2 separate regions of the Mus musculus genome follow, and region 2 is linked to region 1. The links are chromatin loops, found by intact Hi-C in ENCODE. Cell type or tissue: gastrocnemius. All regions are shown on one strand. Each heading gives the region's core, and the rest is flanking DNA. Links, peaks and the distances in the headings are about the cores only. Region 1 overlaps Plb1 (phospholipase B1). Region 2 has its middle 12 kb from the start of Ppp1cb.

Region 1 (8,331 bases), core at 82-8,081:
GAAGAGAGTCAAGGGGTCCCTGGCTGGAGCTCTCCATTCCCAGGCTCTATTAGTTTTATCCTAAGAGGCTAAGTCTAAGTCATTAGTGATGTCGAATTGGCCATGGGCCTAGCTGCCTTCACTGCATGTAGTCAGTGAGACCTAGCTCACACGAGGACGACTATCTCCTCAGTTCTTCAAAAATGCCTAAGAATTTAGGACTACAGGGATAGAGAGTCCATGTGTTTTGGACTCAAGTACCCAAACATAGAATATAAAAAGATTAAACAAAATATACCCATAGTAAGGACTTCACACAATTCACCTGAGATACAGAGGCAAAAGGGGAAGACAGGAGGAGCACAGATAGCTTGTCTCACTTGCTCTTGGAAGGTTGCTGAGGTGAAGAGGGTGTGGGGGAGGGGGAGGAGGGAGGGCTTCTAAGAGGAAGATGACTTGCCCCATTAAAAGGAGTTAGCTTGCAACCAGGCTTTGGGTGGGCTTGTCCCAAGGCCAACAATGGTAACATTGATATGCAGGCGTGTTAGGGGGGTAGGCAGAGGGTGGAGGAAGAAACTATTAGTAGAACCAGGGTTTCTGTTCATGGAGAGAGGAGAGGGGAAGGCAGTGGGAGCCAGGTACAGTGAGCCTTCTCCTCAGAAAGGTTAGAGGTTAGCAGTGCCCTGCTGTGTATCATCTGCTCTGAAGGCTGGGTTTCTCCCAACTGCCCCTTTGAGATCTCTGTACCATCTTTCCCCAGGTAAATAGTGTGAGGAATAGGATCTCCTTTTAGGGAGCCGCTTGCTCTCAGCCGAGCCTTGTTGAACACACAAGTTCCGAGTCCTCGCTCAGGGAACACGGCGTGGGCTCCCATCAGGAGCACCCGGGAGGAAGAGAGTATCCAGACTCACCTGGAGGTTCCAGTTTAGTTTCTTCAGCTCCTGCATCGCTGTGAGGTTTTGGGAGTGTCTTAAGCAACTGCAGTTTTTCCTACAAGACAAGAAATCTAGTCTTGAGGCTGCCTTGGCCCAATCACACCCTCCTAACAGAAGTTTTTGTCCACATGGTGCAGTCTGTGCCACTAAATGGAGGTGGGCGGGGCTTGACACACAAGTATGCCTAAAACACTTGGGTCTAAGTCAAAAAGCCTTAACTCAGGAATGTGGTTGAAAAGGTATGCAGTGGTAAGTGCAGACTGGAGGCTTGGTCCCTAGCTTTGGCACTATGGGGCAGTGGCAGAGCCTTTAGTGGGTGAAGACTAACTGGAGGAAGTAGTCACAGGAGTCACACCCATTGTTTTCCCACCAGCTTTGCTTTCTAACCTCCATGAAGTGACCAGCTGCGTTCCCCCACATTTTCCCACCCAAAACTGTCTTGTCAAAGGGCCAAGAGACCACGGACTGAAAAGTGAAGCCTAGAACCAAAATTCCCCTATTCTCATAGACTGACACAAGATACTTATTTCCGGTTGGAAGGGTTAGCCCCTGAAGCAAGGTCTCTTTCCTCTTGTGTAGACCCTCTTTCTCTGTGGTGATTATTTCCTAACTCTGAGGGAAGGCCTGGGTGGAGTTCTGGCAAGACTTCTGTGGTGGCTCTGCCTCTGGACTCCTCCCCAGTTCTGAAGCTTCTCACTGCCACGCACTGGGGAGTTTCCTTAGGGTCCAGAGTGTGAAGACAACTGAACAGCCTGAGACACCCTTGACAAGGTGAACTGTGTGATACCAGCATCTGAGGAATTGGAGGGACTTTCCTTGCTAACCATGGCCATTCCACCTGGGGACTTGATTCCTTAGCCACCTTTACAAGACATCTATTTGTCTTCAGATAGGACTTCTTAGTCACAGCTGCCAAACTTCTGTCCGTCCCACAGTAATTCCTGACCGTTAGAACCTCCGACCCCTGCTTTTGAGGATGGGGTAAAAGCTGTCTTTCTAGCTTGTACTAGCCCCATACATGAACTTCCTGATGATGTCACTCTTGGGGAGGGTTTATTCCTATTTTTATAAGCAAATATCCAGAGGTCCAGAGACACTGTTGGTTTCCTCAGAAGCAGAGCCAGAATTTTAGGGAAACTAAAGGCGTCCTTGAGGTTTATTGTCCTCTGCAAAGAGTAGACTTGCCAGTGAGGACTTTGGAATCAGAAGTGCCGGGGAGTCTTCTAGGTCCCTTGGTGTGTCTCATTTTATAGAAAAGGAAGCTACCATCCAGGGAAGGGAGTAGGTAGGCATGTGATTCTCCAAGCACATCCAAGTGTTTTCTAAGTCCCTGGCTTCTAGCCCTGCCCACACTGTGTCCCTCCTAATATGCCTATGAAACCCTGCCCAGCCCAGGCAGCCTTGCCCCGCACACTTACTGAACTGCCAGTGGCATGGCACATTTCCCACCTTGGACGTGGTGCAGGCCAGCCAGCTCCATGACTTCCACCACATTGATGAAAACTCTGGGAAGCTGCAGGAGGCAGAGGGGTGGGGTCCATGAGTTTGAGGACAGTTGTCAATCTAACCTCATCCTCCCCATCATTACCACAGAAGAAATGGATGCCCAGGGAGGAGCCTGGATGATTACATCGACACTTCCTAGTGTCTCTCTTAGTTAGGCAGAAAAGCTGAGACCCAGAGAAGTCACAGGGCTAATAAAAACCACAGTGGTTGTCTTCAAACCCAGGCCAGCTGGCTCCAGTGGAAGCTCTCTGCTATGCCACTGGCTAGCTTCCGAGCCAGTCAGAAGCTGTTTTGTGGAGAATCAAATACAACTTGCCTAGAAGCACCCACAGTGGGGGCCCTCCACACATGTCAATAGTGGGAAAGCAGGGTGGCTTGCAGGACCAGGGAGCAGACTGCTTCCTACCCATTCCTACCTCCTCATAGAGGATGTCCAAGGCTTGCTGGATGTACTTGACATACTCTTTAGTTGAGTTGTCCTCCTGTATAGGGAAAAAGGAGGCTCTCTTTGGCTTTCTACTCCGAGAGGAAGAATTAGAGGATGAACTGGGTGACTGCTGTCCCTAAGAGCCCACCTTCTTGCATTCCTCAGACTTGGCCTGAGGGACCTGATGGTGTCCTTTTTCATTAATACATGTCCCCAGGATCAGGGACAACACTGTTTACATGAGGGGCAGGTGTGCTGGGACTCAGAGAGGCATTTCCCTACACTATGTATCCACTGGCAGCTCTGGGTTTCTTCTGGTTTCCAATGACCCCTACAATCCAGGACCCAGCCATAGCGAAAGCTCCAGGGGTTAGGTCCTTCGTGCAGCCCAGACTCCCAGTTATGGACAGGACTGAGGGAAGATTCTAGAAGAGCTGAGCCTGCATGGGGAAAATAATCATGCCAGGCTCTTGATAGTTACTCTCTGAGATCCACAAGGAGCTATGAGCTTGCCTGCCACCCCCAACAGAGTCAAACATTCCACCACCTCTTCAGAGCCCTGGCAGCTGCCTTTTCCTGGCAAAATAAAATGCAGGATGTCCCCAGCTTAGAACAAGATGTATTCTAAAAGGTACAGGTTTCAAACGCTTGTAAGTCTGGACATGTTTCCCCATAGAGACACATCAGGAATGGGGTCAACTCCCAGGCCAGCTGGCTGGGGTTGGTTGCTTAGATTATCATGGCCCTGAAGGGCAGCAAGGACAATCAGTTTGGTTCTATTTTCCCAACTCCATTTACCTCCCCCTCCAAGAGAGGGCAGACTCCAAGCAGACACAAGACAGAGTCACTGGCCATCTACTGGAAAGTGCCATCTCTCTGTCCCAAAGAAGCCACCACCTCAGTGTCTGAAGACTGGGTCCTTCTAGACCTTTCTTCTGAGTTGGGGAACCACTTAGGAAAGCTAAGTCTCAACTGTGTAAACCAGAGGTTGCCTGGGTAGAATCAAGTGCCTGGAGCCCAGCCTAGTATGACATTCAAAAGGGAAGGAGATGAGTCAGAGCCCAAGGTGAGGAGGATGGGGGCAGCAACTTAATTCCCAGGCTCTCAGTGAGGCTTGCCAGGGGCTTACCGGATTCTCACAGTAAAGACACAGGTCGTTGTTTCCAATGAGGAGTGTAATCAGCTTCCAGTCTTCCTGTAGGTTGATTGTCTGAGAAGACAAATCCTGAGTTTAAGATCTGGGGACAACTGCTGGTAACACTAACCGTGCTACCCAGTCAGCTTCTCAGATACTGTCATCTTTTCTGTATCACACAAAGTATGAGGTAGGGTCTCCTCCATGCTTCTCTGAGGTGATGGGCACGCCCCTGTAAGAAGTGCGTACGTGTGTTTATGTGTGTGTGTGTGGGGGGGGATTCTGCTCACACAAAGGAGACAGACTACACTCTCTATCCCCCTCCCCCTTGAAATCCTCTTAATAGGCTAAAGTGGGTGTGTCCCACAGGAAAGGCCTCATGGGCTCTCATGTTCCTCAAATGTACTCTGAGATGTTCAAAGGAGTCTGTGTCAAAAGATGGAACTTGAGGGTCAGGGCTTCTAGGGCCTGGGTTTATAGAGGGAGAACCCAGTGGGGTCAGCATGGTGGGGTAGGTCCAGGGAGGCCCTGGAGTTGTGGCTTCCTATTCACTGTCCACTATAAACTGAGTCCCTCCAGCTGGAGTCCACAGCACAAGAACAGAGCGTTAGGAAAAAGTGCAAGTGAGATTCTGAGGGGTTGGGGAGGGAGAAAGGGGAAGGCCTGGAATGGGCAGCCTATTTTTAGAACTTAGTGTTTATATAAGAAGGCGCTGGGAAGGCAGCTCTGGGGTAAAGGCCCCAGGCCTGTGATCTTGGCCAACTCCTCATTCCACCTTGCCTACCTGCAGCCTACCCTGGGGCAGGGTGCCTGCAGGCAGCGCCCATGAACTCCCTTGAAGACCACCTGAAGGCAAGCTGTGGGGGCACTGGAGGGGTTCAACAGGCCTGTAACCTCCCAGCTAAAGAGAAGAACAGCTTTTAGAGGGTCTGCACTCACAGGTGTGCTTTTCATCTTCTTCACCAGGGTCTTAGCCTGGGCCGGCATGTCCCTAGAGAGAGGGACAAAAGTCACTTTCAGACTTGCTTGGGATGGAGAACCTAAGCTGGACTCCAACAGTACTAACTCCATGAAACTCATTCTGAGTCAATCTTAGGATTATGCTTGGGCTTTTTCTCACCAGGGAGCTGCCAGGGACCTGGGGGCTACACCTATCCAGACCCTGATGCCCCTGGGGCAGGATCTGAGTCTTACTGACTTTGTATCTATGATTTGAACATTCTCACCAGAGATTTTTTTTTCCTCCCTCTTTTACCAAATCTTTTCACTACAAGCCAAGCCTCTTTAATTCTTACTCGGGTGCCTGTTTTAAAAATAATCTGTTTTATTTTTGAAAAGAGTCACATTCCTAAATTATCCCCCAGCTTTCTCCTTCCCAGGCATGGCGAGCCCTTCACCTCCGTCTGAGCCCCAGTGCCCAACCCTCGGATCCCTTTGTTCTTCTCAGTCATGACTTGGATTTTGACACTCGGTAATGAGACTGGTGGTAGAATAGCACACAGCAATGAAAAGGAATTAAACGTGGTTATCTGCAGCATTGATGGACCTAGGAGAGCTGTGGGCGACAGGCCTGTTTACAGCATGATGGCAGTGATAGCCTCATGGGTACACAGGTGTCAAAGACTCATCAAACTGTATACTTCTGAATATCCATGGTTCATTGTGGGTCAATATAGCTCAATGAGGCGAATTCCTTAAAAAGACATATGGACTGAGCTAGGTGTGGTGGAGCACACCTGCAATCCCAGGCCTAGGGATACAGAGGCAGGAGAATTGGGAGTTGAGGGCCAGCCTTGGCTACATAGTGAATTAGAGGTCAGCCTGGGCTACCTGAGACCCTGTCACAAAACAACAAAATTGAGAAATCAGGTGAGCAAAAGACACATGGCCAACATGAGATGCCAACGCAAGATGGTTACAGTCTGTGTAATGCATGGTGCTGCCCCCATCCCTTACGTGGAGAACGTATGCACCCAGGATTGTATTGATAGGTACATATAGGTTGTAAAGTAAAGGCACAGATATGCTGCAACTTTTAATAGGCCCAAGTCAGGCTCAAGGGCATTCATAGTGATGAGCCCTTAGGTTCCCTGGGGAGGTGCGGTACCTTTTGCATCCCCTTCACTTTACCATCCCCCCAGCAAGCTTCTTCCTAGCCCCCAGGCCCTCCCTCACCACACTCTTCATTCCTGTGTCCTTATCTGCAGCTCTTCTGTCTCATCTCCCCATCCCCTCCAGGGCTCAGGGCCTCTCCTTGTAGCTGTTTCCACAGCTCTGTGAGTCCACATAGGTCCCAGGCCTGAGACAGGTCCTGATATTCTCCTGCCTTCCTACGCACTCTATGGGCCAGTATCAAGTGAGCCGAGTCTGTGGTGTTGTCTAGTCCCTTGATGGACTCATTCCTCAGGGCACAGGGTTTACACCATTTCAGGCTATGCTCTCTCTCACTAACTCAGAATGAATGCAGTTTTGCTTGTTGTTTAACAAAAGGGAAGTTAGCTGTTGAATAAAACTGTGAAACTAAATAGCCCAAATAACAGCAAATTTTTGTATGCATGTGGAGTACTTAGTCCTAAATTCTTTCTAAAGTTTATCTCCTTTAATCCTATGACGGCTCTGAGGGACAGGTACTATGATTAACCTCATTATAGAGGAGAAATCCAAGACTCAGAGATGCTAAGAAACTTGGTCAAGATCACATAGTCTTACAGGTTTGAGGAAAGATTTGAACACAGAAGATCTGACCTCTGTGTACCTGCCTCATGTGTACATGACTGCTGGGGATTCAAACTTGGAGCCTTGGATTCCCCCCCCCCCCCCGTGAACTCATACTTATCCACGCTGATAAATGACAGAGTAGACATAAGAGAACGATTCCCAAACTTTACTCAAACTTTGCTTCCCCCAACACTGGACACTTTGTGTCAATGATGTCTCCTACTACTGCCTCTGCTCAGGCAGAGGTGCAGGGCAGGGTGGGAAGGGGAGGGGAGGGGAGGGGAGGGGAGGGGAGGGGAGGGGAGGGGAAGGGAGGCGGGAGACTGAAGAGAGACAGCTCAGTGGGTAAAGTGCTCGCTATGCAAGCGTGAGGACCTGCGTTGGAATCCGCAGTGCCCATGTAAAAGCCAGGCACAGCAGTGTACCCCTGTACTCTCCTTGGGGTAGAGACGGTGCACCCTTGAAATTCACTAGCCAGCTAACTAGCCATATTGGTGAGCTCCAGGCTCAGAGGGAGACTGGGTCTCAAAATACAAAGTGAGGAGGGCAGCGAGTTGGTTCAGTGAGGGAAAGTGCTTGCTACACACAAGCCTGAAAACCCAGAGTCTGAGTCCTGGAAGTCCATGATGGAAGGAGAGAACTGGCTTCTCAAAGATGACCACGCACCTCCCACGTGTATACACACCACACACAAATAATAACATCAGAGGGCTGGAGAGAAAACTCAGCAGTTAAAAATGTTTGCTTGCAAAGGACAAGCATTCAGTTTTCATGCCAAGCAGCTTATAGCCGTCTGTGTCTCTAGCTCTAGGGACCCCCAACCCTCTCTTCTGGCCTCTGCAGGCACAGGAGGGCACACAGGCACACACACATGCACACAAAAGAAATCTTTGAAAATTTAATGCTGGTGAGTTATTGATTGGAATATGACATTGTCCTCTGGCCTCAACTTGTAGGAGCACAAGGAGTACATGTATACATGTACCTGAATGCACATACCCACATGCCCCCTCCCAAAGAGAGAGGAGGAAGGGAAGAGAAGAGGAGAAGAAGGAGGAGGAGGAGGAGCACTGACAGAGCCTGGTGATCAAAGCCTGGGCTCCATGCATATGACAGTAACTATGTGGAGGAGGAGTGGGAGCACTGACAGGCTGAGGAACCAGGCCCTGGTGAACAAAGCCTGGGTTCTATGATCATGACAGTTACTAGGAGGGGGAGGAGGAGGAGGAGGAGGAGGAGGAGGACTGACAGACTGAGGAGCCAGCCCTAAAGCCTGGGCTCCATGCTCAGGACAGTAATCCTAACAGTCACTAGGTGCTAGAACGCCCACAGGGCCCAGTGTTTTGTAGACAAAGTAGTCCTTCCTCATGTGACACTGAGGAGCTATCACGGCTTCTGCAGCATGGAGATTCACACTGAGCCCTGGGTCCTGGTTAGGCTTCCAAAAGGAATGTTCTCTGTAAGCAGAGTGAGTCAAGCCTGTGCCGTCTCCCTGGTGACAAGAACACAGCAGCGATCCTTCTGCAAAGCAAATACCCAGCACGCTCTATGCTCTGTGCTCTGCTCCGTGCAGGAAGTCAATGAACCCAGTCAGACATTTCAGCTTTCATTACCTGGGTTTCTGTCAACAA
Region 2 (8,331 bases), core at 285-8,284, 97 kb before region 1:
AGTCATATATAGGCCTTGGTTGTTTCAATTCAACTGTTTTGACCCCATGAACTTAATGAACCACATGAAGTGAAATGGTGAGATGCTAGAAGTTGGGGGGGCCTTCTGTCAGGACCAACATCTTCTTGTTTCCCTTGTGAACCGCTGGGGATCTGACCCAGAGTCCTAGCCATGCCTATGCCCTTGAGTTACACCCCCAGCCCTTGGTTTGGTTTGGTTTTGATACAGTGATTCACTATGTAGTTCAGGTTAGCCTTGAACTCAAAACAGAGCATAGTCTACCTACAACTGGCAAATATCCTGCCTCTGTCTCAAGAGCCATGAGATTACAGATGTGCACCACCATGTTGGGCTTTTTATTCTATGGCATAGATGAGAAAATGAAAAGTCTGAGAATATGTCACAAAGGTATTATTTTAAATAGCAGTTAAAAACAAAATTTCTCCCATACAAGCACTGAGTAGAATGTTTTCTAGCCTTTCACTTTTAGGAATCTGGAATTTTCTACCTAGAACAAAATTTGCCTGAGTCATAAAAATGTCTAATATAAAGTTTAGTCTGAAAACAAGAAAAAAAAACCCATGTTCAATATAGCTTAATCTTCTGCAAACCAAGAATTGTTTCTCAATCTGCATCTCTGTCTCTGTTTGTCTCTCTGTCTGTCTGTCTCTCTGTCTGTCTGCCTGCCTGCCTGTCTGTCTCTTTGTCTCTCTCTGTCTCTCTCTGTCAGTGAGTGTGCTGATATGTGAGGCTGTTTGGGTGGGAAGTCTTGTTTTTTTTTTTTTTTTTTTTTTCTCCCCAGAAATCTTTCCTTGAGGGAGTTGGTAAGATAGCTCAGTTGGAAAGTGTCAACTTTAGGTCTGAGTTTGGATCTCCATCACTCACATGAAAACCTAGGCACAGTGGTGTGTATCTGTAAGTCCACTGCTGGGTTAAGGGGCCAGAGGTGGATGGAGCCCTTGGAGCTCATTGGCTGGCTATGAGCTCTAGATTAATGGGAGCCTGACTCAATAATAAAGTGAAGAGGCACTGAAGAAGATTGCCGATTTCAACCTCTGGCCTGCACACCCATGTGCACACAGGAGCTTGTGCCCTACATGCACACATACAAGCATCTACATGGACACATACATACACCACACACAGGCACACAGGCACAATTTTTTAAAGTATCTTTTAGGGCCAGGGATGTAGCTCATGGAGTTCAAGGTCATTCTCTTCTACATGGTAATTTGGAGGCCAGCCTGGGCTATGTGAGATACTCCTTTCAAAACAAAACAAAAGGAAATAAACAAAAGAAAAACCTACCTCCTCAACATGTATCTATAGATTATATACTTTTAAATATATTTTAAATTTTAATTTCTTTTTGAAAGGTCTACCATATTTTATTATGTGTATGCATGTGCATCTTTGTGTAGCTGTGTATGTGTGAGTAGCTGGTTTCTGTACAGTCTAGAAGACATTTCAGATGTCCCAGGGTTGGAGTTACTAGTGTCTGTGAGCTGCCTAATATGGGTGCTGAGAGCCAGACTTGGGTTCTTGGCAAGGGTAATGTGCGCTCTAGCCACTGAGCCACCTCTCCTGCCCAGACTCAATATACATCCAGTGGAAATTTTACTACCTTCTTTGTAGTTGTTTGAGAGGCGGTCAAACTGACAAGCTAACACTGAAATATATGTAGAAATGCAAGAGACCTAAAATATACAGGATGGATCTTGAAGACAAACAGCAAAGCTAGCAGATTATACTCTCAGGATAAAAGGATTAATACAAGATGAAGTCAGTGTGGTATTGGCACAGGAACAGACAACTTGGTAGGGAAGAGTTTAGAGTCTAGATACTGTAGATGCAGTATCACACATACACAATGGAGGAAAGCTAGATTATCATTTGTGGCACAGGGTATCAAACCTAGGGCTTACATATGCTAAACAAGTACTCTATGCTAAGCTACATCCCTAGCCCTTAACCCACCCTGAGAGTCTTCTAAATCAATAATTCTGTCTGGGAGATGTTGTATTCCTCCCTTCCTCCCTCCTTCTCTTTCTTCCTCCCTTTCTTCCTCCCTCCCTCCCTCTCTTCCTCCCTCTTTCCCTCCTCTCCCTCCTTCTCCTCCTCCCTCCCTTCCTGCCTCCCTCCTCCTCTTTCTCCCTCTCTTTCTCCTTTCCTTCCTCCTTTTCTTTTTCCCTTCCTTCCTTCCTTCCTTCCTTCCTTCCTTCCTTCCTTCCTTCCTTCTGTCGTTTGAGAGAGGTTCTCACTCTGTAGCTCAGTCAGTCCTCAAACTCACAGTGCTTCACCTGCCTGGCCTTCCAAGTGCTAGGATTACAAGCATAAGCCACCACTCCAGGCTTCAATCAATAATACTCCTACATTGCTGGGCAGTGGTGGAGCACACTTTTAATCCTAGCACTTGGGAGGCAGAGGCAGGTAGATTTCTGAGTCCCAGGACAGCCTGGTCTACAGAGTGAGTTCCAGGACAGCCAGGGCTACACAGAGAAACCCTGTCTCCAAAAAACCAACCCCCCCTCAAAATACTCTTATATTATCTAATCTTATGAAAAGAGCTTTGATCTCTACTTTATAGCCTACAAAAATTACCTTGGAGTGGATTAGAGTCTTATGTAACAAAAAGTACAGCCTGTGAATAATAAATCAGGGGACATTTCCATAACTGTAGGGCCACCGAAGACTCCTAAACAGTGAAAAAACACTAACTATGAAAGAAAAGACTGAGAACAGAAACTTAATAGAAAAAATATGAACTTTTTATCCTATTTATTTATTTATTTTGGCTTTTGGAGACAGAGTCTCTCTAAATAGCCTTGGCTGTCCTGGAATTCACTATGAAGACCAGACTGGCCTCAAATTCACAGAGATCCACCTGCCTCTGCTTTCCAAGTCCCAGGATTAAAGGCATGGGCCACCATGCCAGTCTTTTCTTTATTTTTTTTAATTAAAATATAATTCTATTGTTTCCCCTTCCCTCTCCTTCCTCCAAGCCCTTGTATGTACCTTATCTGGTTCTTTCTTAAGTTCATGACCTCTTTTGTCTAATTGTTATATATAATAATAGAAATTATATTATAAAACAAATATGCAACCTGCTAAATTTTATAATTTATAATTCATCAATTTATAATGTTACTTGTATGTATATGAGTTCAGGTCTGGCCACTTGGTATTGGATAACTACAAGGGAATTCTTCCCTAAGGAAGATGTGAGTGTGTGTGTGTCTACCCACATATATATGCATATATACATACATCCAACAATTCAATTCCTAAAAAACCAATGAGAAGAGGTAAATAACCCTGTTTAAACATAGGAACAGGGATTTCATAGAAGATTCTAAATATTCATCAAGTATCTAAGAAGGTACGGAAGACACATTAGGGAAGGTACTGAAAACCACAACTCAGTGTTAAAAGACAGGTACTAAGCCGGGCGTGGTGGCACACGCCTTTAATCCCAGCACTCGGGAGGCAGAGGCATGTGGATTTCTGAGTTCGAGGCCAGCCTGGTCTACAAAGTGAGTTCCAGGACAGCCAGAGCTACACAGAGAAACCCTGTCTCGAAAAACCAAAAAAAAAAAAAAAAAAAAAGACAGGTACTAAATATCAAGTGTTGGTGAAGAGACGGATCACTAGAACTCTGCACATTGATAGTGAGAATGTGAAATCATATGGCTACTTCAGAATATTAGTACAATTCTGAAAACTAGCTTTGAGCCCATCCTGTGACTTAGCTGTCCTAGCCATAGAATATATTCAAGAGAAATGAGTGCATGGGACCACTAAAAGACACACTAAAAGGTTCACTTTCAATTTTACTTGTAATAACAGCCAAAATGAAAACTAGCTAAGTGTCACACAGTGAGCCCATAACAAAACCACAGCAAGTTCATATGGTAGACTTCCACACAGTAAAACCAGACCCTACCTACTACATGTGACAGCACAGACGAATGTCACACAAGTGTAAAAATGATGAGTGGCCCAGTTTCATTTGTATGAAATTTAAAAACAGGTCAAACTACGCCAGACACCTTGGTGCACACCTGCAATCTCAGTACTTGGAAGGCAGAGGCAAAGGGAGCAAGAGTTCAAGGTTACCCTCAGCTACATAGTGAGTTTATGGTTAGAATCACCCACAGGAGACCCCATTTCAAAGCACCAAAAACTATCCAACAATCCTGAAATGAAACAAAAACCAGAAACCTAATGAAAAGTGTTCACAGTCAGACATGGGTTTACTTCTGGGCACATTGTGTAGGAAGGGGCAGGGGAGAACTTGGTATAAAGCTGGAAGTCTTTATGAGTGGTGATTAAGCAAGCAATACTTACATGCTTACATAGAAGCTCTTATGAATAGTGTGCTTGGCTATATGTACAATGCCTCAATAAACAGTATTACAGGGCATTTCAGTTTTCTTCTTTTTGCTATGTTTTCAATATTTGACCATTCCCCTTGGTGTAGTTTTTTTTTTTTTTAATCTAAAATGAAGGCAGTATCAATTGTAATGAGAGGAATGAAACAATATGAAACAATAGCTGTGTGTGTGTGTGTGTGTGTGTGTGTGTGTGTGTGTGTGTGTGTTTAACTAGAGCTAAATCTCAGGTACCTATCTCCATTTATTGCCCTGATCTCTGAACTCAGCTAAAAATAGTTCAGAGTCCTGCCAGCTGGAAGCTGAGCCATGTTTAGCAGAAACTGACCTGGAGCAGAGTGGGGTAGAGCTGAGCACATGCTTTCTGGCTGGTAGGGGTGATTCTCAGCAGCGCCCTTTAAGCCATGCTGGCCCAGCCAACAAGAACCCCTGCTGTTCTAGTCTAGCCAGTATCAGAGCGTAGGAGCTCAGTTACTGGGAGATGGCGGTGAGGGAGGGACAGGAGTCCACTGGAAAGCAGACCAGACATAAAGGATCTCGGAGTAGCTAAACCCCGGCTATTCCCCAAGTGTACCAACCATACTTTCCTTTTCTCCTCCCCTGGTGAGACCAGCTGGTTTTTGTTGTTATTGTTGTTTTTGTAAAAATAGATCAACTTTTTCAACTTTTCAGCAAGTTGGGTTTTTTATTTGTTTGTTTTATTTTTATGTATGCGCAAGTATATGTGTTTGGGTACATGTATAAAGGCCAAAGAACAGGTCTCAACCATTTTCTATTTTAATTTTTTTTAACTATTTTATCTGTTTGTCTGTCTATCTGGCGATCTATCTATCTATCTATCTATCTATCTATTTATCTATCTATTGTGTGTGTGTCTGTGGGGTGTGTGTGTGTGTGTGAGTGGCATGGTACATGGTATGGAGGTCAGAGGATAACTTTAAGAGTTTTTTTTTTCCCTCCTGAATTTTAATTCAGGTCTTTACATTCAGAAAGGGCAAGTAGCTTTTCTTAGCCTCTGAGCCATCTTACAAACCCCTATTTTCCTTCCTCCCTCCCTCCCTTCCTCCCTTCCTTCCTTCCTTCCTTGACAGGGTCTTTCACCAGCCTGTAGTTCTCCGAGTAAGTTACTCTATCCAGGAATGGAGCTCCAGTGATCTACTTACCTCCGTTTTCCCACTGCCTGCATTACATTTGCACGCCCAGACAGCTTGTGCGCATGGATCCTAGGGACTGAGTTCTAGGGGTTGAAGGGATTGAACCCAAGTCCTTGAGCCATCTCCCCAACCCCCACTACTATCTTAGTTTTAAATCTTACGCTGACATTTGGAGAAAACAGGTGCAGAAACAGTTGCATTGCAGGGACAAAAGGTTCGCCGGATGGTTTTGCTGCCGACTCAGCCTAGTCTAGTAATTTGCTCCACTTATCTTCTTCCCTCTTTGGTTAGAGTAATTATGCCTGTCACATCGATGCTTTGAGGCCTAATGATTGTTCATAAACTGCTTTGAAGTGTCCCGATGAAAAGGCAGTGGAAGGGTTCCACTGTCAGTTCTCCCTTCAAAGTCCAGCGAGTCCCTTCCAGCTGTGCTAGCACAGTACCTCCCTGCCTCCTCCTGATTGCTACTCCTCAGCCAAAGACATAATTTTAATTCTTGCTCATTTTTTTTAAGGATAGTGTGAATGTAACGTGGTGTGTAATTAAAACATTTAGAGGGATGATTCTAAATAACTTGGTACGTTGTTGAAGTCAATAAGGAACTCCCAGCTTGGGGTTGGGGAGACAGCTTGGTAAATGCAGTGCTGGCTTTTCAAGCATGAGGACTTGAATTCTGTCCTCAGAACCCACAGAAAGGACCTAAGCACGATGGCCTGTGCTGCTATTGTAATCCCACTGGGACAGAAGTATCCCCGGGCCTTGATGGCTGGTTAGCCTTAGTTATCTGATGAGTTCCAGGCCAGTGAGAAACTTGTTTCCAAAAACAAGGCAGGACAGGTACAGTGGTGCATGCCTATATAAAGTCCCAGCACTTAGGAAGCAGAAGCAGGCAGCTCTCCATGAGTTCAAGGCTAGTCCAGCCTACATAGCAAGATCTAGACCAGGGAAAGCTATATAGTGAGATCCCATAAAACAAAAACAAAAACAGAAACAAAACAAAACAACAACAACAAAAACCAAATACCAACAAGGTTATTGGAATCTGAAGAACAACACTTGAGGTTGACTTTTGATTTCCACAGGTATACACACACACACACACACACACACAGACACACACACACAGACATACACATACACACACAGAACTTTCAGCTCAGAAATAGGCTGCATCTTATCTTCTAACACAGGGCAAAAATATGTCAGACTTTGAGGTCAAAGTTGAGAGAATTTTAAGTCAAACTCTGTGGCTGCTACTAGAAGCATGGTTGAAAATGGCTTAGGGTTCATATGCCCTCTTTTCAGCCTTAAGGATCATAGCGCTGACATATTAATAAAAAGCAGTTTGGGAGATGGTACTAAGAGTCTGCCAGGAGTGTGACCTCTTGATGCTGTAACTAATGAACTTGGCTGTGTTTGATTTTGAGAAGCTCAAATCTGAGAGAACAGAATTGTGGTCGCTGAGTAAGGACATGAAAAATGACAGCAAAGGAGGTAATAGCAACAGCCGTGAGCATGTGCTATCCTGATAGCTTATATATATATATCAGTTATCCCGGAATAATCCTCAAAGATAGAACCCATTGTGTTTCTTTTTACAGACAAACTGAGGTTTAAAGAAGTTTAGCAACTGCTTCAAGGCTGTACAGCTTGGCAATTTATCATGGTTTTCTGGCCTTGGCCTTCCCTGTCCAGCTGAATAGAATGTCATTTGCCCAACTGGAACCATATTCCCATGTCATGTGATTGGCTCCTCTCTCTTGGACTTGGCCATTGCCTTCTCGAATTAGAGCACCTGTGACCATTTGCTTGAGATCCTCATGAGATACAACCTGTTAATATTTCCTCATGGAGGGACTGGGTGCAGTGGGGTCTTACAAGGCTATGGGTTCAACAAGGCTTTGCAGTCTTCATGTGTTCCTCACAAGGGTCCGTCTCTCCTGAGGTTGTGTAGGTAGAAGCTGACGGCAGGTTGAGCCATTCAGTAGCTTCCTTTGTAGAGGTTTCTTCAGTGCTGTAACTGATTGCAAGTTGCTGAAGACGCTTCCTGCCTTGGAGTTACCTTTAAGTTATCTGTGTGCTTATTAAGTAACCCCGATAAACTCCAGAGTTTTTGATTTGGATGGAACCTTGTCTTTGGCCTATTTGAGGGTGAATAAATGGTTCTTTCCATCTCCCCGGGACATGTCTGCCAATGGTTTCTATGATGATCAAAGGATGCATCAGCCTTCTATTGCTTAATGAAAATGCTCTATAACACCAACTTTGTTCAGCTTGATGATGATGATGATTGATGATATCCCTACTGAAATTTCCCCTCTCCTCTCCTCCCTGTCCCTCCCTGCTACCTCTCCTCTGCTCCCCTCCCCTCCCCTCCCCTCCCCTCCCCCATCCTTCTTTATTTCTCTTCAGAAAAGGGCAGACCTCCCATGGATATCAACCAAACATACAGAGTTGCACTAAAAGTAGATACCTCCCTTTGTATTAAGGCTGGACAAGGCACCCAGTATAAGGAAAAGGGTCCCAAAGCCAACAAAAGAGTAAGAGCCTGCTCCCACTGTTAGGAGTTCCACACAAAGACCAAGCTACACATCTGTATCATATATGCAGAGGCCTAGGTCAGTCCAATGCAGGCTCCTTGATTGGTGGCTCAGTCTCCTATAAGCTCAGGTTGATTCTGTGTTTTTTCTTGTGGTGTCCTTGACCCCTCTGGCTCCTACAATCTTTCCTCCCACTCTTCCGCAGGATTCCTCAAGCTCTGCCTAATGTTTGGCTGTGGTATCTGC

What was found. Peaks named below come from ENCODE experiments on the same cell type or tissue, not always from the same donor. Only the 100,000 strongest peaks of a DNase experiment are listed, where the experiment ranks them.
Region 2: it touches region 1 in a loop (2.4-fold over the local background); 3 of 42 quality-filtered maps call a loop at or near these places.

What each region holds. Positions count from the first base shown.
Region 1 is chr5:32,346,264-32,354,594 of GRCm38, reverse strand. Plb1 (phospholipase B1) reads right to left here. Exons shown (of 59, transcript NM_001081407.1): 51 at 4,922-4,973; 52 at 3,977-4,057; 53 at 2,837-2,902; 54 at 2,333-2,427; 55 at 891-969. The region is part of intron 1 of Gm36840 (a long non-coding RNA gene); the gene reads left to right. Among named protein-coding and RNA genes, the nearest start is that of Gm36840, 4.4 kb to the left of the region's middle. In gastrocnemius, for the core only: a CTCF peak has its summit at 3,672; DNase peaks (open chromatin) are centred at 2,342 and 2,686; H3K4me3 peaks cover 885 bases; H3K27ac peaks cover 5,644 bases.
Region 2 is chr5:32,443,018-32,451,348 of GRCm38, reverse strand. No RefSeq gene overlaps it. Among named protein-coding and RNA genes, the nearest start is that of Ppp1cb, 12 kb to the left of the region's middle. In gastrocnemius, for the core only: no CTCF peak of the experiment used is centred there; a DNase peak (open chromatin) is centred at 4,787; H3K4me3 peaks cover 377 bases; H3K27ac peaks cover 2,168 bases.